Regions from separate parts of the Homo sapiens genome. Here region 2 is linked to region 1. The links are chromatin loops, found by intact Hi-C in ENCODE. Cell type or tissue: A673. All regions are shown on one strand.

Region 1 (8,000 bases):
CTCTCATAACCTTTCTTGCCACTAAACGTGATTTACCAAGACAACCTGGTTTTGTCCATGCTCTGGGCCACCATTCTTTCTGTAACCTTGAGATGGTGATTAGATTCTGTAACTTATTGGGAAATTGGGTCTTCATTCTGAAGGCACCTGTATATACACGTTAAATAATTTGTTTGCCTTTTCTCCTATTAATCAATCTCCCTCATGTCAGTAATTTTTCAGCAAACCTTTTGTGGCCCAAGAGCCTATATCTCCCACACTGAAAACACCTTTGCAAAGATTATGACAGTGAGGGAAGTCTAGCATGGCGGACTCCATCTTGCTTCTAGCCTCACAGGCTGGCAGTCTTGGCTCATTCCCCAGCATAGCCCAAGCTAACTATGGAATTTAGTTTATACTTTAACTTTGAACCAAGGATGATAGTAGTCCCTCCCTATAACTGATGCCCTCCTTGGTCCTGGGCCAAAACCATGTTTGCAAAACTAAAGAAAGTCCACAAGATTAGGATTATGATAGTGGCCTGAATTCTGCTAAAACATAGGTAGTTTCTATAGTCTCTTACTGCTCACAAATCATGTGAACAGAGGTCACAAGATTTGTAACTTCCCTAATTGCTCCTACAGATAACATCACCATTGCAGAATCTAAGATTGGTCTTTTGAGATGTTTTTCACTCTAACCCCACCCAGATTTGTGGCATATGTCTCAACCAGTCCTATGGCTCCCTGCCCAGAGATGGACTCAGCATGGGGGGGACTGTATTTTACACCCTTATGATGACATCCCCAACGAATCAGCAGCACCCATTTGCTAGTCCCTTGCCCACCAAACTATCCTTGGAAAACCTTAACCTCTGGGCCTTCAGGGAGACTGACCTGAGTAACAACTCTGTCTTCCACATGGCTAGCCTGGTGTCAGATAAGCTCTTTACTGCAGTACCATGGTCTCAGAGAATTGGTTTTGTCTGTGCAATGGGCAGGAAGAGCCCATTGGGCTATTACAGCACTACTTTCTCTGTTCTTACATTGCTGAAGTCCAGGTCACAAAAAACTAAATGAAATGTTAAGTGCCAAAAGATTTTCTCATTTCAAAGGGAAATAAGCAATTTTTTGGCATAAATTATAAGAGAATAGCTACCTGGGCTCTTCCAGGGCTCCTCATGCTTCCAGATAATGTTGAGTGGAAATGGATAGCTATGGTTATAGATATTTTGAGGAATTTGAAAAAATGATAGCTTCAGCAGGCAGAATTCTAAGATGCTCCCAATATTCCTGCCCCCAATGACCTATACTCTGTGTGCAATGACTCTGCCATTCATTGTGTGAGAGGCCTGTAAATTAAATGACATCTCACTCACATAAACTTATTAAGTTTAATGGAAAAATAAGTTGTGCATATATAATTAGGGTCCCTAATCACTTGACATTGAGTTAATTAAGGAGATTTTACTTGAGAGGTGTGATCTAACCAGGAGACCCCTTAAAAGAAAGGAGTGATGCAGATGCTTTTCGTCCTGCCTTATAAGAAGTAAATTTGTCATTATAGGAGATTATGTGGCAAGTGGCAAGTGCTCAAGGGGTGCCTGTGGGAACTGAAACCTGATATTTGGCGAGAGCTAACAACATTGTCATAGGAGCCACAAGGAAGTAGTAACTACCACAAAAACAAAACAAACACACAACAACAATACAAAACAAACAGCCACGAGGAACTGGCTCTGCTAGGAACCAGTAAGGTTACAAAAGACTCCAAGGCTTAGATTGGATCATAGCCCCAATCACGCCTTGATTTCCTCCCAAAAGGCCCTGAGCAAAGGAACCAGTTATGCCATATTATGACTCACTGTAGCCGTGGTTTTGTCCCTTTTTACTTTTTACTCTTCTGTATTACTTCAATTTTTATAGTAAGCCTATATTATTTTTACCAACACAGTAAAGCCATCACTTTTAGGAAAATATATCCTTGAGTGATAAGGCTCTACACTCTCAATTATCTAGTAGGTCTTAATAGGCAATGGGAAGGAATACCGTCAATGAACGCAAATGATCCGAGGATGTAGGCTTATCTGAAACAGACTAGATTCTTTCTAAGACAAGCAGTTAGAAAACAGATTTATACCAGGCTGAACCAGGATGCACAGACACTAGGAGCAAGCTCTTATAAATAGGTTTATTACACTAGGCTGAACAATAAAGATAAGATGTTCAGAACAAGCATCATTTTAATGAAAAAGCAGGTTTCCTAAAACTCAGTTTTATGATCAATATAGTAGTCAATTCTTGTCTGGGAAGAGACGTGGGAGAGTTTATGCATATCTCATCATCATTGACAAAAGGTTGCAACTCAATATTTTATATAAAAAAGCTGTATTTGATGAACAAAAGTTGCCACTATATCAGGTGAGAATGTCCCTGTAACAAAGGGAAAAACAATGAAATGTAGTTAAGTTTTAAAACGTAGATTTTAGTTTGGACAAAATTTCAACACCATTTGTTAGAAAATTAATAATATATAAGCTTATAAGAAACATATAATTACTAGGCAAAAAGTGTTTGTAAACAAAAATATTTAAATGAAGAAACATCCATTTTATATAACTTACCTTAAAAATATTTGTAACAAAACTATTTATTAGAAATGCACTTAATTTTTCTGTGGACAAGTTATTACTATACTTTAGTGTTTTGCAACTCTGCAAAATTTTCGTAGTTTTAACAAATTATCTTAAGAATCATGGTCATTATAGTAATGCCTGTATTTTAGCGGTAATTTTTGGAATAAATTTAGTAACCAAGATAAACAAAAAACAAGCAAACAAAACAAAACAAAAAAGAATTGCAAGAAACTCTAGTGCTTCTAGACATAGGTTTTTAGTGATATTTCCCCTAAAAAATTACAGAGGGTTTCGTCACATACTATAAATGCTGAAATAAAATATATGTGTCATGTCCACATACAGTATAAATCATGACTATTGGGGAGGCCAATTATCTTTTCTAACATGCATTGTTGTACACAACAATTGGAAGTATACTCTTTCTAAACATATACTATGATTTACAGCAAGCTGTGTGACTTTGAAAAATTATCTTCCTTCTTTGAGCTTCAGCTTTCCTATTTGTAGAATCAGTAAAACATATTTTTCTAAATTATTTGCAAAACGTTCCAAACTTTACATGCTATGTGAGTAAAAAGAAAAATAATGCAGCAGAAGTGAAAACAGTAAACCAACAGAAGATATTTGTCCTTTTAGTCGACAACAATTTTAAACATCTTATATATTTCAGGCATTTCCTTTACTGATGGGGAAATAAACACAGATATGGAAAAGTGCCTCCAGGGGCTTAAAATATAGTAGGAGGAATGAGTTGTATTTTCAATATGAGAACCTTGTAAGTATCATAGATGCTTTGACAGAAATGTTGACATTTGGGGACAAAATAAAGGAGTGATCAACTTTGCCTGAGGGACTCTAGGAGGCCTTTGTTGAGAAGCAAGGGAGAAAAAAATGTTAAAGAACATGTAAGAATTCATGAAGATACTTATATGGGACAGGGAGTTCTATGCAGAAGGAGGAGAACCACAATACCATTGGTAGACATCGCAATGATTTTGCTGTACTTGGAATGTAGCTTGTGCATATGAACATGCCTGTAAATGTGTGTGTGTGCAGAAGTTAGTAATAGAAAATGCACTCTTTGATCTTTATCTTTCTATCAGTAGGACCAGAAACTGATTTAAGTAAGATGAACATGTTTCTATCTAAACGTCTAAATAGATTTCTTTCATTCCCCCATGAATAAAAAGATTAGTTGGAGGAAAATAACGTGTGAGGCTGGGAAAATAGCCTTTGCAGTGGCAAAAAGGAGTCAGGAAGAGGGCTGTATGGCAAATTCATAGGTGGAGAAAGGAAAATTTTAACCTGAGTTCTGGAAAAATCAGCAACCAGCCTTTGTGCCCTATTTGGCAAGGGGATGTCAATAGGAATGGAAGCGGTGTTAGAAAAATCACAGATTTTTGCTTTAAGAAACTGGAAAGGAGAAAACATGAGTAGGCAGACTTTTGTTGGGAGCAAAGAAAGAACTCAGCTTTAGACAGTGAATTTGAAAAGTCTATGGCATGTGCAGTTAGAATTGTCTACAAGACTAGAAAAATCTGCAGTGGTTACGTTGATTTAGGGCTAAGTTACAGTTGATGAGACTTTAGGGAAACTAGGTAAGGTATTACAAAAGAAGGTGAAGACAAATATTTAGAAAAACAGAAACATAATATAGAAACAACAGCATTCATGTGTTTTTTCTTTAATTAGGTACATTAGCGTGGCTAAAAATAGCATTATTTTAAACTTAAACTGAGGCATGTATGATTGGCTATGTAAAATATTCCAAATTTTATTATCATTTTGTTCTTAAGAGTTATTCAAAAATTAACCACATGATGGTGCTATGCTACCAAATCATGTGAACTCATTTGTCAAGCGTGAAAAAAGAAAAAGAGTTTTACTGATTTACGGGTAAGTATAAAATATATATATGCTCAGTGGGACCAACTGGCACCTTAGCCGATTTGTTAAAAGGCTCTTTGTGAAGAGTAATATCATTTATCTCATACGTTTTTAAGGAAAAAGAAAAATTCTGCTTTGGATTTAATGTGATCACACAGTTATGTTAATTTGAAATAAACTAATATTGCCAAGTAACATCAAAATGGTAAGCACTGTCTCTAATTCCAAAAAAGGTTTACTTTTAAAAAAACTAAATAGGAAATAACTTCACCACTCTTCATTTTAAACAGTTTCTAAGAGAAAGTTTTGTAGAAATGGTAGAGAACTGTTTGAAAAATTATACAGGATATTAAATTATTATTTTGGATAACAAGTATTCACTTAATTATTTTAATTATTTAAATTTTGCAATCACTTTGGAGAAAATTCAAGTGCTTCTATAACCATATTTAGATTTTGAGTCCTTGAAAACTTTTAATTCGTGTAACTCACTATCCATGTTTACATATAAGAAGTATATATTTTATTCCCATTTATTCAGTAGCAAAAAAAACACTAGTGACTAAACACAAATTTCATTTAGGTTTTCACTAAGAATGAAGCCATTGAATTTTAAAACTCTTATTCTGTCATTGTAAATGTAGCTCACCTCTTAATTTCTAGACAATTTGAATTTTTAAAAAACTTTATTCTGATTTTATTAGTGTTTTATTGCTATAACACCCAACACCATATAGGACAAGCTTTTTTTTTTTTTTACAGTTTTCTCAGAGTGGTAGGATGTGAGGGTGGAATAAAAGCAGTTTTTATTTTGTTTTGTTTTGTTTTGTTTTACCAATATCTTATGCCTTGGAGCAATTTATAAAGCTTCATAATGTTCCTCTGAATTCGAAGTGTCACAGTGAAATGGCATTCTGTCACAGTGAAATGGCATTCTGTCACAGGGCTCATAAAGTGAATCAAAGTTAAGGTTAATAAAATAAATAAAAATGCCTTTCTTCAGTCTTCTCAGTTAATCTAAACCTGACCATCATTTTTGTTTTCTCAAGCCCTCCCTCTATACAGGAAATAGACAGAGGAGAAAATAGTGAAAGAAAAGCAAATAAAAGATTTTGAAGATAAAACAGTAATAACAATATGTACTTCAGATCATTAGTATTTTAATGTATTCTTAAGTGCGTTAAAAAAAGAAAAACTCTGAAAACAAAGCATGTCATGCCTCATTCCTCTATTGCAGCTCAAAATCTGTTAGCTAAAAAATTAAAATAACTGGTGTTTAAAAAAGGACTACATATTCAAATGTAGAATATATATTTGGGACTTTCTAAATGCATTTAGTATACTTAAAATGTAATTTCTGTATGAATCTGATTTTATATCAGAATTCTTGTATTGCAATATTGAAGGGAAAACCTTAACAAATAATTTAAGATCATTCTGGATCTGCAACACTACTGTTGATGTTTACATACACAGTTATTGAGATACACCTAATTCTTTAAGGATTCCTAATGATAATTGCAAGATGAAGTTTTCTGAGAACTTATTGAATATATGCTTGAGTATAGTACTATTTTACAGTCTTTACCCAAAAGCATTCTGTACTTAAAAAATTGTTGTAGTGTTTCAATTGATTTTGAATTTTTATGGGCTTTATTCAATGAGATATTTTCTCACATTTTTATTAAGTCATACTATCATGTTTAATTGAGTAATGCATCTATGTACATGTGTGCATATAAACACAATACACGATACAATATATACAATAGATAGGTGGACAGTTTTTAAGTTTCATTACAAAAATGTCCTCCTGAGTTATTTTTTAAAGATTCAATAGATGTAGGGTGCAGGCTACAATGTTCTTTCTAATAGAACACTAGGTTAGCATAGGGGATTGCCTCTAGTGGATCCATATTTAGAGATGAAAGCAAATTACAACACTGAAAGAAAATCCATGTGTTTTATTAGGCTCTGAAGTCTCAAATGCTTGGTGTAATTTACCAGATGATGATAATATTTATACAAATATGTTTTGGCTGTTCCTTTACAATTTATTTAGAATCTCACAATCTCTCACCATCTCTGTTGCTGTACCATCACGTTCCACATTTCTATCTGTTTCCCGGTTTACTTCTATGGTCTCTTAACTGAGCTATTGCTTTCATTATTTCCTAGTTACTGTTCTCTTAAGACAACCAGAGTCACTTGGGTCTACAAGGGTAAGGCGAGGCCAGGTGTGGTGGCTCATGCCTGTAATCCCAGCACTTTGGGAGGCCAAGGCAGGTGGATCACCTGAGGTCAGGAGTTCAAGACCAGCCTGACAAACATGGTGAAACCCCTTCTCTACTAAAAATACAAAAAATTAGCCAGGCATGTTGGCAGGCACCTGTAATCCCAACTACTTGGGAGGCTGAGGCAGGAGAATCGCTTGAACCTGGGAGACAGAGGTTGCAGTGAGCCGAGATCCCTCCATTGCACTCCAGCCTGGGCAACAAGAGCAAAACTCCATATCAAAATAAATAAATAAATAAAAATAAATAAAAGAGTAAAAGTGATCTAGATCTACACTCACATGGGCTCTCTATATCACGATCTGTTAATAATTCAACATCTTTGCCTGGTCTACAAGGCTCTGCCTGGCGAGCCCGTCATCTCTGGCCAAGGCCCTCTTCCTTCACTTCATTCCAGCCCCACTGGCCTTCTTGCCTAGTACACTCCCAATTCAGAGATTTTGAAATTGCTGCTCAAACTTTTAGGAACTCACATCACCCAAATACCACATGGTCAGGTTTTTGCTCATATTCCCTTCTAATACAGAAGTCTTTTTTTATTTTTCACCTCACTGTAAGATACCCTCCACCCTCCACATGCCTTTTACCCCTTCATCCTACTTTAAGTCTTTCTAGCTTGAATTCATCACTGCTGAAAGTGATTTCTAATTTGTTTGTTTATCTCCTGACGTCCTCAGTTGAATGGAAGCTGAGTATGAGTGCAGGCAGTGTGTTTGTTGAGTTCACTGCCCTATCTCCATAGTGGAGTCTGGAAAACAGTGGCTGCTTCCAAAATACCTGTTGAATGAAGTAGTGAAAGTTATGGACATTGAGCTTTACTTAGATAATGAATTTCAGGCCAGTAAAATGGACAACAATGATTCATCCACCACAGGAGAAATGAGTGTGTGTGTGTGTGTGTGTGTGTGTGTGTGTGTGTGTGTGTGTTTTATTTGCAGATATACTTTCAAGATTATCTACCCTATCTAAATCTATTTTAATAAAAGTATTATATAATTTTGCATATCTCAATTTTAATCCAGTTAAGAAGAATAAAAATTCTAAATAAACACAATAAATACAAAAAATAAATAACATGACTCATTCTCTGTAGATGTTTCATAATGAAAAAGGCAGATATGTTCTTATTGCTTTCATGATAGTTGAACTTACATAACTGAATGATTACTTTCAAAGATTAATATGTTTTGATATAATAAGAT
Region 2 (8,000 bases), 400 kb after region 1:
TGGTAGCCAAGTACACATCAGCCTTTGGGAACCTTGAAAATAGTTTACTCCTCTGGAAGAAGCACTAACATCGACATCAGCCTGAAAAGCTCTCCAGAGAATTTCAGAATGATAGCCAATTATTAGAAAGTGTTCTGACATCTTTATAAAATGTCCCATCTCAAGAGATCCATAGAAGAAAAGGGAAGTCAGCACTTCAGGAAATACGAGTGCTCACTCTGAAAAGCACACTTGAGATACCATTATAAATCTTTATACAAAAGCAGCTAGATATTTACATTTTGCTTTAACAATAGAAATTAATTGTTAAAAATCAACCTGTTTCAGTATTATACGTGATATTTTAAATAATGTTTATTTCATTATTTGAAAACTTTTATGTCATACAATATCAAGGTAAGTGATTGCTATTCTTCAGTATTTAGCCTGCAGACTGATAGATCACATAATTATAGTGATATAATTATTTAATTACTCTTAATTACATAAAAATTTATCATAATATGGAGTAAAACAATCAGGCTATATTTACATGCGCTTAGTAAGGTAGAAAAGAAAAAGTTCAGGTAATTAAACTTTGGAAAAAAGTTGCTTACAATACCTTTCTAGATATTTTTAACAAGCTTACAAGAAAATGGGTAAAAAAGAATTAATATGGAATGGTTTAATCTGAATTACCTGGATAATTGCCCTAAATGATATAGGAAATGTAAGCTTCACTTCAATTCATTATATCTTAATAATAAAAATGAAATAAAACATAAAAAAGATTTTTTTACAAACACGTAATCTCTTATTGAAGAATTCTTTCAAAAACAAGCATTTTAGAAAGCACTTAATTTTCCTTTGCTTTCTTTTTTTATTCATGTCATAAAAGAAATCCACTTCTGTTGAATAAGTACTATAAATTATATGAATGGTACAATAAGTCTTCTAGTTTCATTTTTCTTAATACTTGCATCAGAAACTATAACATTTAAGTTTTAAGTTCCAAATGGATACTATTAAAATATTCAGGGATTTAGTCCTAAATCCTTAAACCAAAAGGGAGCTCAGGAATATTGCTAATGTAGAAAGCTGCACAAAATCTCAACTCGCATTTGCAAATTTTCTTTCCATCTGATTTAACTTTGAAGTTTTCAGACTCAGATTTTACTATATGACATCAACAAATCACTTCAATCAAAACCAATTTACCTTGGCAATGCACAACCCTCCAAATAGATTATTAAAAAGGTAAAATGAGAAATTAACTATCTTTTCATGTTCCCTTTTATTTTCTCTGGATACAAGGCAGAATGAATGTATTTCAGAAGAAATTGCCCTGAGATATCATTATCTCCAACGCCGTTTTCACTCCAGGAAACTTGCTTATAAATTAAGCTTTTCCTGACACAGTCACTTGCTGCAGTGCAGAATGTCAGTTTAGTCAGTTAGAACTTTCAATGCAGAAATTCAGTGCCATGCAGTCACCCGGATAAAGCAGCACTTACCTTAATTGAAATTTTCTCTGTGAACGAGGTGAGAAATCCGTCAAATCAACCGTGAATGGGGTGGGGAGATCGAAGTTTTCAATCAACACCCTCCAAGTAGCTGCATCCTGTGCTCCTTTTCCCTGTTATGTTGAGCTCCTCACTGTCTAAGGAGAGAAAAACATCAGCTGAAATCCTCCGAGGTTCCCAGTGAGTAAATGAGGACTAAGCGATGTTTCTGAACGGGAGATTCTCCGTGAGCGTGCTCCGTTTGGAGGCTCCCTAACACTCTTGGCAGGTCCCTGGAGCCAGGCGTTAATCATTGACCTGATTAGCAAGAACGCTCCGGGTGCGCAGGCAACACACGCCGAGGGTTGGTGGGTCTCCCGGGAACTGGAAAAGGCACCAAGGCCACTTGGGAATCTTGTCTTTTCCAGCCTAATGGATGAACTACAACTATGATTATGATTTGCAAGGAGATTAGCTGCCGTGCTAGCCATCGCAGGACTTAAACAAATGTGCTTTCTCCTGCTGTTTTTCAAGGTGCCTTCGTGTAAGATATTAGGTACAGTGAAGCAATTAATAGACTGATAGAGCTGATTTGTAAGACAAGCTTAAAGCTGAAAAATGTTTAAAGCGATGTGATCAAAGAGATAGCTGCACTTGTCTCTGCCGCTCGCCTGCTACATACTTCAACCTTTGTCGAACTAAAATGAATTTAAAGGTTTATTACAGCCCTCCAGAGTGCAACTCTCTGAATTTATAAAAAGGAAGTATTCATACTAAATAAGCATATTTGGCAGATTGCTACAGACACAAGCACTCAAACCACGGCATGAACACAGCCTTGCTTGTGTAGTTTTCCAAACGGCATTTTCAATTAGCATTACACTTGCAAAAAATGTTTGCATTGTACCCTTAACCAGAGTAATGTAGGAGAATACAGCACTACACCTAACCGAATCATCTCTTTGATTATCTGTTGAAATACTGATTTCCTAAAACAAAAACAAGCAAGCATATGAGAGGATCGAAAATATCTAACAACTTTTTAAACGTAGCTATGTGCCGTTACCAACCTGCTGGTCCCCATCCGTCATCCGCTCTTTCTGCCACTGACCACCTTCTCAGCACTTCCTCATCAAGTTCCTAGTTCCCTGAAGAGATCTAACTCTCTGGAAAAGGTCACATAACTGAATGCCAAAGCCCCAAATGGTTAATTTTTGACAGCTCTCACTTTTGCAGGATAAAATTATGCAAATAACATAAAAAGAACAGATGAAAAAAGTAATTTGCATGTCTTGAGGGTGAGAAAATTCTCATTGCCAGAGAGAAAGCTGACGACTGTCCTCTCACAATGATCCTGAGTGATATGTTCAGCACTTTTGTTTTTTTCCAGTGGGTCTCACTTGGGACATATGGCATTTCTTTGATGTGTGTGTGCGTGTGTGTGTGGGTGCGTGTGCTTGCGTGTGTGTGTGAGAAAGAGAGAGAGGAAGAGCGAGAAGCTATATTTACATTGTGATATTTATATATATCTTAGAAAACCCTCAAATTTCAGTAGGCGAATGCACTAAGTATAAATAATAGAGAATCCGTTTGCCTTATACATTCCCAAATATATTTTTAAAGTATCTCATTAAAATACAAGCTCTTGGTGAAACTTTTTGGACAAAGTAAAACTTCAGGGTAACTGAATTGCTGTTACTAAGGCAGGTACTCATCCTACTCTGAAAACGGAGACGGCCCTGCAGAAGCCCCAGGAGATGGGGCTGTAGCCTCCCATGCAGAGGTCTCTTGCTCCCTCAGCTGGTGGAGGGTGACAGCCGAATGTGAAGAAACCCAGTCAACCACTTCAGGAGAGGGAGAACAATTTTTGCTGCTGTAAAGCAGGAAACCCATTATCCAATTTTAGATTGGCATGAGAGTGTTATAGTAGAAAAGAGGCTGCTTACATCGAAGTAAATGCACCTTGAGCATAAATTGTAAAAATAAGAAAATGTAACTGCTAATTTCTCCTGAGAGGGTTCCAACTAGTCTTTAACACAATACTTGTAAATAACAGTGGGATAGATTCCAGGGCTCTAATGTGTAGTTGGTCATGCAATTAAAGCACTCCGTTTCTCGTATTGGTCTAAGTCCCATTCTGAGGATCTTAAATCGTGAACTATTTTTAAAACTTATTAAAACGTTAAGACAGGGCTTATTTTCCTGAACCCTGCCAGCCAACCCACAATCATCATCACCAACTAAAACAGGTGCACACGAAACTTTGTGCCATAGTAGATGGGTTCTATCTGGAAACTCCAACTCCATGAGACTGCCCTGATGACATTTCCAAATAACCAGCCTTTCTGTTCTCATAAAATCCAGAGGTCTTTCAAAACCCTGAATGGTTTCTATAGAGAGTATGATGACTCTTCAGTAGTTTTTTTAACCTATGTTGGAACACTAATTGATTTTATGTGAAAGTACACACATGAAGAACAAAGCAAAATAAGACCATTTTGTTGGAGGTGTGAGGGGAGACCGTAGTCACATGAAAATAACAGGTACTGTCTATTACATGCTTGCTATGTAGTAAGTGACTGGCATGCACTTCAGCTATAGCTATCCATGAACCCCTTAGTCCAATTCTATTAAGCAGACATTATAATATTTTATTTTTTAATTAATTAAGTTAGGGCTCTGAGAAGTTAAGCAAATTTACCAATGTTGCGTAGTCAGTACAGAAGAAACCCACCACTAAAAGTCAGGTTACTGTAACTATAAAATTAGCAAATATTTGGAAATTCCCAAATGTTAAAACTGATCAAAACCCTTACTTCCAACAGAATGGGAACATTTTCTAGATTTTATGATTAACAAAAATCATTTTCACATCTTTAAAAACCATTTTATAACTGATAAACTATTGTAACAGTTCTGCTATTAAAAGTTATGTATGATTTAGCAGAAAAAAAATTCACAAAAAAAACTTTAGGCTAAAAAATAGATTCCATCCAGAGCTTCCAAATATATAATTCCATTAGCACAAATGACTCAATTTCAAATTTTTAAAAATCCCTTCTGCAATTCATTTGCTCTCCCACTCAAATATAATAATTATTGCTTTTTTAAAACAAGAAAATAGCTCCACTCTAAGTAAACGAATATCTCAAGAACAGCCATAAAAATATATTAGACCAAAATTATGATGATTTTTACTAACCTAGTTCTCCAAGTGGCATAATGTAATAGCAAAGCTCAAATGTACTAGGGAGCTAAAGTTTATCTCTGATTTGTTCATGCTTTATCTACAGGTTTCTTAAAAGTCACATGAATCCTATCATTTCATATGGCTCTTTGAAATTCTCAGACACATCCATAACTTTACAGAGAAGCATTGTGACCACACTCTTTCAAGAAGTTTAATGAAATAAATGATGATAACGCAAACTAATGCAACATTTAAACTTTGCCAAGAACTTATTCTCTCATTTGATTCTTATGGGAATCTTGTGAAATAGGTTACCATAAGTATTTTTCTCATATGTTAGTGATGAGGAATAAAAAGAGCAAGTGATTGTCCTTTGGTGTTTGATAGTGGAAAACCTAATGTCTTCCTTTTTACGTAAGTCCTATTGCTCCCCACTATGTCGAACAAATATGTTTATCTGAGTCATCTTGTTGTCAAAAAGGATCTTAAGTGGCTATATAAACAGAAGTCAGTCTTTCTTCATTTACTTAGGTTTGTTCCAAACAGTGTAAATTGTGATTGTGATTTATTGAAGAAAAAATTACTCTGAGCTGACAGGGAACTTGTGATTTATGTATACTGGAATAGCAACCCTTAGATTTCCTACAGACTTTTCCTGATCTTGGCTATTATTATTTAAATTGGGGATATATGAAGATATTTCCCAAATATTAGTCTTATGATTCTTACACAAATAGAATCTTGCTTCTGTATACCAATGTAGATTCAGCTATTACCTCCCTACCACTGTTTGTGATGGTTTATCAGAACAGACCTTGAAAAATTACTGTTAATTATTTTAAATGGATCTATAAATACATATACATAAACAAGCCACCTAACTAATAACAAATTGATCTTGCAGCAGCAGCATCAAGCTAATACTATCACACAGAGGTTTGCTGAATGCTAACAGATTCTCATGTATTATACATATTTCTGCTTATGTCTAAATCATGGAGGCTGAATGACTAAACTCACCAGCCTTCAAGAGAAATTTTTATTTTTGATTCCGGTTTCACGCACATATACTCATGAGTTTAAGATAAGATGAAATTTTAGAAAAAAAAGAAAGCTAAACTGGATATCAGAAAACTTAGACTATAGTCAAAATTCTAGCAGTGAGTAGTTTTCTAACCGAAGCCATTTAAAAAGCTTCTATTTAATAATTTCATTGGAAAATTTGAGGAAATTAAACTATATTATCTCTAGGATTTCAGTCAGTTATGAAAATGCATCTATTTGCCTAATAATTTGTGATGTTCTTTCTACCTAATTCAGAAATAATCAAGCAATTAAGAAGGAATTATTGTCTGCAAATACATGTTTTCTCCCTTCTCACACCCTTCCATGCCCCAAACAACTTATTTTATACTATAAATAACATTATAGCAAGGATGTGTTGATTTCATAGTTCGAGTAATTAAAAAATCAGCCAGAAATTATTGATGTGAAATTGTAAATGGAGTAGATTAAAAAATTGCTAAGGTCAGGAATATTCTTTAAATGTTTTAAAATAATTATAACACGTTTCTTTAAAAGGTCATGGTTATTTTATTGCAACTAGAATGGATGTTAGCCATCCTCTCTATTGTCCTGATCAGTAAAATTAATGTAAAGGTAACTTAATTAAAATGATTGAGAATTATCTTAAAATTGGAGAGCATACTTAAAGAATGGACACATAATATTAACATATTTTGTGTTTTTAAAAGCACATTTCCAATTTAGTAGACAATTATTTTAAAATAACAAAAAAGCAGAGTGCATAATTAAAAGAAAAGAAATGGCTTTTGTAGACATAATTGCTTTGCATTTTAGACCTTTCTTGTTAGCTCTGATTTATTCTATTTTGTATCTTTGAGGTATGACTATGAAGTTCAAGTAAAATTAGATAAATAATATGTAAAACTTTAAGAATATTAAACTCACTTTCTATTGAATTCACTAAAAGATACTAAAAATTAGTAATGACTAGAGTTATACATATAAAACCCAAACAAAACACATTTTTAGCAATGATTTTAAAATGCCATTAAACAAATGGACATATAAAATAATATTAATGAATAATATTGCTCAATAGAAAAAAAATGTTTATTTCCTTACTGAGTAGATAGGTTTACCCTTTTGGAGAGTCAGAAAAGCAGTGGTAGGGTAGAGTGGAATGTGGAAAGATCTGCAAGCACTAATGGGACAACTAGTATCAAATGAATTTCCTGTTCACTAAAAAATTTTAGATGATGAAAATTCTGACTTAGATTTTCTTATTAATTCATAACTATTTAACTATATATTTAATTATTTAACAAGTTATTTCTACCACTAAATACCTATTAGAATAGTTAAAATCAAAAAGAAAAAAAACTCTCATTACGTCAAGTGTCAACAATGATGTGAAAAACCTATAACCCTAAAACACTGTTCATGGGAATATAAAAGGATGCAATCACTCTAAAATACATTGTGGTAGTTTTTTAAAAAGTTAAACGTATGCCTATCGTGTGATGCAGCCATCTCGCTCTGAAGTATTCACTCCAAAGAAAAAAAAGCATATTTCCATTCAAACAACTAGACACAAATGACTGATTAGTCACAATGGCTCCAAACTGGGGAAAAAAAAGTCCGTCAACAGGTGAGTGAATAAACTGTGGTACACTCATAGAATGGAATACTTCTTGGTAATTAAAAGTAGGCAACTACTAGTACACTTAACAACTGGACCACAAAATGATTATGCTGATATAAAACAAGCCAGAAACAAATACATTACTAATATATAATTACATTTCTGTAGAATTAAAAAATATGGAAATTTATCTGTAATGACAGAAAACAGGTAACTGGTTGGAGGTGAATGAAGTTGGAATGAGAAATTGCAGAGGTCACAAGAAAACCCTTGGGACAATGGAAATATTCAGTGTCTTGATTATGATGGTGGCTTCACAGGTGTATATATGTGTCAAAACCCATCTAATTTGCAAGTTAAATATGTGCAGTTTACTGTATATAAATTATACCTCAATAAAGTTGCACAAAACCCTCACATCTTCCTCATTTCTTCTTTAATAAAACAGAATCACAATTAAATGATTAATAACAGATTATGTCCATAATAACAATCTATATGCCTTTAATTCTGATTTCTATTTTCTAAAGAAACCGCATCGAAGATGGAATAAAATCACCTACTTTATATTTCTAACCGTTTCTTAAATTGTATACAGCATTTCCCATTCAATCATATTTTAAGACAACTTTAAACTTAATGTCCTAGTATCTATCCAGAT

The links. Peaks named below come from ENCODE experiments on the same cell type or tissue, not always from the same donor. Only the 100,000 strongest peaks of a DNase experiment are listed, where the experiment ranks them.
Region 2: it touches region 1 in a loop (6-fold over the local background); 12 of 110 quality-filtered maps call a loop at or near these places.

Annotation. Positions count from the first base shown.
Region 1 is chr5:21,806,462-21,814,461 of GRCh38, forward strand. The region is part of intron 9 of CDH12 (cadherin 12); the gene reads right to left. Among named protein-coding and RNA genes, the nearest start is that of SNORA105A, 74 kb to the right of the region's middle. RefSeq lists a silencer at 6,625-6,819. In A673, a CTCF peak has its summit at 4,431 (motif pointing right); DNase peaks (open chromatin) are centred at 720 and 4,470; H3K4me3 peaks cover 374 bases; H3K27ac peaks cover 3,482 bases.
Region 2 is chr5:22,211,005-22,219,004 of GRCh38, forward strand. It overlaps CDH12 (cadherin 12), which reads right to left. Exons shown (of 15, transcript NM_004061.5): 4 at 1,494-1,639. It overlaps LOC105374682 (a long non-coding RNA gene), which reads left to right and starts at 1,428. Exons shown (of 2, transcript XR_925845.4): 1 at 1,428-1,521; 2 at 1,910-3,601. In A673, a CTCF peak has its summit at 3,292 (motif pointing left); a DNase peak (open chromatin) is centred at 3,277; H3K4me3 peaks cover 2,700 bases; H3K27ac peaks cover 1,601 bases.